Linked DNA regions of Homo sapiens: region 2 is linked to region 1. Evidence: chromatin contacts called from ENCODE Hi-C or POLR2A ChIA-PET data. All regions are on one chromosome and are shown on one strand. The core of a region is the stretch at or near the end of the contact, and the rest is flanking DNA. Distances in the headings are between cores, read along the strand shown.

Region 1 (3,561 bases), core at 518-3,017:
AAAACCAACTAGATGGAATGGCGCATATATTAGCTGTGGCACCTTAACAGGTAAATAAGACAGTCATTTTCTGCTACTACTTCATTTCAAATGCGTTTCATCTCGGACCTTGGTGTGGATGCGGACGGGGTTTCCCGGATAGACATGATTTAAAAATAAAAATTAACGCTCTCATCATGTGAGTCACATCTCTGACAAACGCCACTGCCCTCTCACAGCAAGACCCTGGCAGACCCCACGGAGTAGGCGCTGGGTAGCAAATATACGACACGCCAAAGAGCTACTAAATGAAGTGTCTTGAAATAAACTGAACTAAACCCTTTCGTGCACTGCGCTCCCGCGGCGGTTAGTGGTTTCTGATTTTAGCTCTTCCAGCTGTTTGCATGTGGGTATGTTTCCAATTTTTTTTTCCTTGGGACAGGCTAAAAGTCCCGGGAAGTTTTTTCTGGGCTATATGACTCCCTGCGTGGGCGAAAGAAACAGGCGGTTGCTCTAATTCGGCTGCTGGGCAAGTGTAAAAGCCAACTGCCAGCTTTCAACGCGGCTCCGGGAGGAAATTTACGTGCACACGAAGAAAACAACACCCCCGGTCTTTTTTTTTTTTTTTTTTTTTTAAGGAAAAATAAGCGCTCCGACACAACCTTAGCTTTCCTAACTCTCATTTTCCAAACGCGGCCCGCAATCGCTTCTAAAGCAGGTTGAGCCACCGGGTATGAAACCTTGGGGAACCTCTCCCCAGCACCCCAATTTGCGTTTCTACTTAACCCGAGACGATGGGGATGGGGGGGAGGGCTCCAATGCCTTGGCATTGGAGAGCGGTACAGGCGAAGGCGTAATTTAAGTAAAACTGAGCGTAAGGTACAAGGTTTCGTCCCTCAAGTGTAAGAAAAACAACTAAGGTGCGCGTGAGCACCCAGTTCCCTCCCTCTTACCTCTCCCAGGCCGACCCGCCGGGGCAGATTCCCCTCCATCCTTCCCACCCCCGGCCCCCCCCCCCATTTACTCTCAGCGAAACGCGGGGCCCCGGCCAGGCGTGCAGGGCGGGGCTGCCCACCCAGCACCGGCTCCGGTGCGCCCCGACGCACGCCCCAGCCTGGAGCGGCCCCTGTCGCCCGCGAGTCGCAGCAACGGGACACGCCCGAGCCCGGGAGTGCTGCGGTGGGAGGGGAGCGGCTCTTCCTACCTGGACCAGGTCCTCTGGAGGCAGCCGCGGGCCGGTGGCGGGCGGCTGGGCCGGCTGCGGGGCCTGCGCGGGCGCGGGCTGCGCCTGCGGGCGGTGGTGCGCGTGCTTCAGCTCCTCGCCGGGGAAGAGCGCCGCGTCGCGGGCCGGATTCGCGGCGCCCAGCACCGGCTTGAGCTGCGCGAACACCGGCTCGTCCTGCGGCGCCGGCGGCTGGGGCACGGGTCCCAGGCGGGCGCTCATGCTCAGCACCCTTGTAGCCATGGGCACTCGGGGGCGCAGCTCCAGGCGCGGGTCGGGCGCACTTCCCACCTCGCCCACGCTGGCTTGGGTCGGCGAGCTCAGCGCGGGGCTGCCGGCGGAGGAGGGGAGGTTTCGGGTGGACTCCTCAGACAGCGGCAGGCAGTTTTCGAAGGCGCGCACGAAAAGCAAAACTCTTCCGCTCTTCCACACGTAAACGCCAACGTCCTCCGGGCGGCCACTTTCTCCCGCCCCGCCCCACCGTGCTCTCAGGCTCTCCGGAGCCCGCTCCCGCCACCGCCGACCTCCGCGAGAGAACCGCGAGCGCACGTACCTGCCCCGCGACTACTGACACTTGACGCCCGCCTCTATTTCACCCAACTCCGGGGGGGCGGGGCCCGATCGCCTGATTGGCAGCGCCGCCGCGAATCCCGAGGCCCCGAGGCCGGCCAGGCCTGAGCGGCCAGCCTATGAGCAGGGAGAGAGGCAGCCAGGGCCCCGCCTCCGTCGGCCCGACCGCACCCCTCTCGGGCCACGAGCTTCGCGCGCAGGGCGGCCGCGCAGTTTGTACACAACTTCTCTGACAGATTGGGCTGGCGGAGCCGGGGGCGGAGGGAAGTAGCGGAGCGGGTGGAATCTGGGAAGAGGGGGAATTAGGGTGGAGACGCGGAGGGAGATCTCTTCGCACTGTTCTCTGCCAGGATTAGGAAGAAAAAGAGTATTGCACGTCTTAGGTGTTGTGCAAGGACCTGAAACTCAAAAGCTGAAACCCAGAAGGCAGCTAGGTAGGGGCGCTGAGGCTTTTAGAGATTTGTCTAATGAGTGTGTACTTTTAAATATCCAAAATGTACTTCTCTTTAGCAGAAAACTAGGGGCGGTGTGATAAACAAATTTAAAACAGCTCTTGTCCCTGTGTATCTTTAGCAGTGAGTGTATCCGTTTAACAAGGCAAATTCAGAATGCCTGAATAAAAGATTTGATGGCAAGCGTTTTTTCAGATCCTTGCATAAAAGCCTGGGTTTTTCCCACTCCTTCAGGATTTTAATTGCTAGACGTTTTCCCACACATTTCTACTTCCCATCCGTGTGTGGGGAGGAGGGCTTGGGCCATATGAATTTTGAAGTTTCTAATATTTAAGCCGTGTTGATTCTAGCCGAAGCATGGAATCTAATTTAAGCACGACTAGCTCAAACGTGTATTTAAATAGACATTACATCTTTGACTTATTTTTGCTAGCACTGTATGTTCAAAAAATGGACTTTAATATTTACAAAGCAGAAACCTAGCACATTTACCTCACATTGTGGCACCTTTTCCTACGAAGAGACAATCAAAAAGCCGCAAACATAGACACAGAGCAGCTCTGAAAACTGGGAATCCAAATTTGTTGGAAAGTAATAGCCAAATATATTACCATCCATTTACTATGTTGTTATAATGGGAGGGTGAATTTTTGCCAGCAATCACCTAAGGAAACCACTTCCCTTAATCCTTAATGTTCTTGTACATGATTTTATCTGGCTTATTGGGAGGACGGAACAATAAACTGCAATAAAAATGCCTGTGATATTACTACAAATGTACATATGTTGACACACAATATACCATTAGACAGTTTTACATATACCACAGCCTATTCATCACTTCAGAGTAAAACAGCTTTAAAAAAAAGTCTTGGATAAAAACGTTCACTTCAAAGAGTGTATCTATCAAAGGTATGGATCTCATTTTCAATGGGTAGAAAATTAATATGCACATAAAGAAATGTATTTATTATTAGAAAATATAAAATTATGCTGTAAACTGGGTTTTTCTCCTTTTCCTTCTCTTCCTGTTGACACATGATTCATTTTTATAGCTGTGATCACTGCCTTCAGAGAATGGCTGATGACTACTTTCATGTTATCAAAGTATTATTTAATAAGTGCTTTTGCAAGTTTTTCTCTAACCAAGCAGCCCCATGCTGTCCATCTTCATCTTTAAAAAGCTGTCCTGCTTTTCTCTAATGTAAAACCTATCATGTAATTAATTAGCTTAGAAACAGATTATAGAATTAGGATGGGATTTAATGTAACTCTTTTAAAAAATTGAGCTTTGAAAGATTTTTAGTTACTTAATTCTGATAACATCAAACCTAAATG
Region 2 (3,561 bases), core at 482-2,981, 6.4 Mb before region 1:
CTGACAACTTGAAAAACGCTTTCCATACTGGGAGAAACAGTATTTCCCAAGTTGTTGAGAAAAGCTGATAAATTTTCAAAGAATTCGGAATATGGACCTTTTGTAGGTTTTAAGGAATGCAAACCAATTGAAAATGGAAGCCTCATGAGCTTTTATCTTAGAAAAATGCAAAATTACATACTTTAGGATCTCATCTTACAGTTCCTTCATATTTGCCAAAATGTACTTATTAATAGAAAGTCTTGGCTTATAACCTGTCTTACATGTGCAAATAGATTTGAAAGTTGAAACCTGGGACTAACATACCTAAATTTGTAAAATTTTATAAACCATAAACTGCATCACCAGTGCTATGTATTGTTTTTCTCCTCTCCCTCAGTAAATGGGCTGAAAGTTTGTAGAATGACATGCTACCTAGCTGCAACAGCACAACAGCAGAGTCAACTATTGCTCAGTCCATCTTTAACTAAGGTTTACAACAGGAATCTCCAACGTCACCACCAGAATACACAAAGAAAAATATATTTAAAAATTGACACTGAAAATATAGAGGAACACATTTCACTTTTTTCAACATAGTTACCAAAGTTTACACAGTTAAGCTGGAAAACCTTGTATTTAACGAAAAATAATTTTTCAAACAAGATTAGAATTTGTTCTACTAAAACTACCTCTGTTTCCCCTCTAACCAAAAAAAAAAAAAAAAAAAAAAAAAAGAAAGAAAGAAAGAAAGAAAAAGTGGGGATTACCAAAAAATACAGTCATTTTTAATACTAACATAATGGAAAAGGACAAAATGACAAGGTTAACGAGCAGAGAGACAAGATCAGCATTATGGCTAGTCTTTCTCTACAGTTCCACAATTCCTAACCCACATTTTTGCCAAATCCACATCCCACCCCACGCAGTACTTACACCTCCACCCACCTACTCACCCACCCCATTTATGACGGCGATCACCTTCCGGGCAGGTATGTGAAGTCAGCCCCATTTCCAGTAGACAATCGACTAGAATGTCTCAGGAGTGACTGAGTCAGAGAATAAGAAAATGATAAAGTGAGAAATTAAAACGGATACAAGTTGTAAGGTGTGTGGAGGGAGGGCGTCTCACAGCGGGGCTAAGGGTGCGGGTGAGGAGCTAAGCAGACTTGGGGCGAGAGAGAAGGGTTTCGAAGGAGTCCTAGGCAGGAGTGCGCAGGTGAGGCGAGTGAAGCAGCTCCAGCCAGAAGATCCAAAAAAACAAAACAAAACACAACAAAAAAAAGCCACAGCTTTTCCTCCGGGAATAACCTGAGGAAAGGGACTCTCGGGACGCCGCGGCGGGAGGCAGTCCCGGGAGGCACAGGAGGCCGGGAACTCACCACCTGGTAGCGCCCAGTCCCCGGCTGGTGGTGATCCATCCTGCCCGGCTCGGGATCCGGCTTCCGAGAGAGGGAGTCTTCTCCGTGCTCAGCTCCCACGGCCACCCCCGTCGACGACGTCGTCGCCGCAGGGCCCCTTCCGCCTCCGTTCCTGCAGCCGCGGTCTCCCGGCGGAAGCTCTTCACTTCCTGTGGCTCCCGCAGCGGCCGCCGAGACCTCCGCGTTGGTCGCGGTTCCGCGGAGAAGCTCCGGGGCGCCGCGCGCGCTATTGAGCATGCTCGGACCGCTCGCGCAGACTCGCTGGCTCCGCCGGCGTGCCATCCGCGCCGCCAGTGGGAGGGTATAGCTGGGTGGGAGGAGATGGAAAAGTAAGGCAAGTCCGGGGGAGCTGTCTAGGTTGTCAACCTGTCGAGTGGGCGGTCGCAAAAGGCGCGCGGGGGGCGGGAATGACCCGTCCTTGATTGGTCTTTTCTGTGTGCGCGAGTTTCGCGCAGGCACGAGCCAGTGCGCCTTCTCACCACACAGAGACAGAGGCTGACAAGGGATGGGGCCGCGTTCCTAGAACACCTGAGGACAGGTCGCCCGGGTACCCGACACTTCCTCACCCAGCGTAGGACATGGGGAGGAGATTCATCTCTAGAACATTCCCAAAACGCTTATTCAAAATCATTCGTAAGATAAGCGATTTTTTAAAGACTAATATAGAGTAGTTAGAGTTTACAGAAAAATTGAGAAGTTACAGAGATATCCCATATACACTTGGCTCCTACGCATGCATAACCCCCCACCATTATCAACATCCCCCCTCAGAGTGGTACATGTGTTACGACTGATGAACCTGCATTGACACCTCATCATCACTCAAAGTCCATAGTTACCTCAGGGTTCACTCAGGTTGTTGTATACTCCTCGAGTTAGAACAAATGTGTAATGGCAGGTATCCATCATTATAGTATCCTACAGAGTATTTCCACTGCCCTGAAATTCTTCTGTGGGGTAATTTTTGTTTTTGTTTGTTGTTTTTTTAGAGATGGGGTCTCACTATATTGCCCAGACTGGAGTGCAGTGGCTGTTAGCAGGCGCAGTCATGGCTCACTGTAGCCTCGAACTCCTCGGCCCAAGCTATCCACCTGCCTCAGCCTCTGGAGTAGCTGAGACTACAGGCACTAGCTCTTTGGTTACTTTTTAAACTCTTTTTTCCACTTTTTGGTAATAAGAGATTTAAAAATCCAACGGACTCTCCAGACAACTCTCAAAGAAAGAGGTCTCTAGAGTTCTAGGTTACTGGAAGGACGTTAGAAGAAAGTAATGAAATCAGATAGGATTATTTTGTGGTAATACTCAATAATTCCAATTGATTTAACAGCAAGGAATCACTTGGGAGCACTGTTAGTAGTATCTCACTGTCTGGTTAACCACACATGACACGGCATAAAGCATATTTCTCTAGCAAGTAGAAGAGTATGACAGAGCAGCGAAAAGTACCTTTTAACCTGAAGACCAACGTTCTATACCCTAAAAACTATGATGCTGCTTGATGTGGCCCAGCTATGTTTTTAACATAACACCACATTTTCCCTAAATGATCTTACAGTGGAGCGCCCTGAAGGGAAGGAAAGGGATCTGGAGCCCCATTTATTTCCTTCATGAATGTCCAGAGGAGATCCTTGAAATGAAGACTGCCACTGGGTGAGCCTAATCAACTGGTTAAAATAGCAAGATAGAATAAAAACAGAAACTCTTTGAGAGATTGACAACTAAAAAATGTAAGCCTTCCTCATAGTTCTTTTTAAAGCATTCATCAACTCTTCCTATTTGTGCCGTTTTGACATGTCTAATAGCATAAAGCATTACTGTGCTAACAATAAGAGGCAGTGATATCTCATACTTAAATATTGTTAAACTTGCCTTGTTTTGATCTTAATGTATTTTAGTTTCTAAGCCAATAAACATATGCCATTTTATTGGTATTACTGGTACAAACGCTCACTCTCACAATTTCACTCCAAATGGTATTGCCTCTCGATGACCAAAACAACAGCCAGTATCAGCAAACTGAAATTAGATCCTTATATCACTTACGATCTATAAGATTTATTTAGAACTTAATTTTATATGCATATGTGTTTTCATTAATCATTCATGTGTTCATCTGTTTCTCAAATAGATGGCTGCTCAGGGCAGAGACCATTTCTTACAC

Evidence for each region. Hi-C counts contacts between places; a loop is a spot of excess contacts on that map. ChIA-PET counts read pairs that join two places held with the same protein, here RNA polymerase II (POLR2A).
Region 2: a map of lower leg skin shows a loop between it and region 1 (38-fold over the local background). The contact joins the promoter of NDFIP2 here to the promoter of KLF5 in region 1. A Hi-C loop is called at or near these places in 1 of 168 maps with a recorded cell type or tissue (lower leg skin). POLR2A ChIA-PET finds 5 or more read pairs at or near these places in 1 of 52 experiments (BJ).

Annotation. Positions count from the first base shown.
Region 1 is chr13:73,057,211-73,060,771 of GRCh38, reverse strand. KLF5 (KLF transcription factor 5) reads right to left here and starts at 1,767. Exons shown (of 4, transcript NM_001730.5): 1 at 1,184-1,767. The coding sequence starts at 1,444. RefSeq lists silencers at 1,004-1,093, 1,414-2,023.
Region 2 is chr13:79,479,325-79,482,885 of GRCh38, reverse strand. NDFIP2 (Nedd4 family interacting protein 2) reads right to left here and starts at 1,731. Exons shown (of 8, transcript NM_019080.3): 1 at 1,362-1,731. The coding sequence starts at 1,682. It overlaps NDFIP2-AS1 (NDFIP2 antisense RNA 1), which reads left to right and starts at 1,655. Exons shown (of 3, transcript NR_046685.1): 1 at 1,655-1,734; 2 at 2,956-3,050.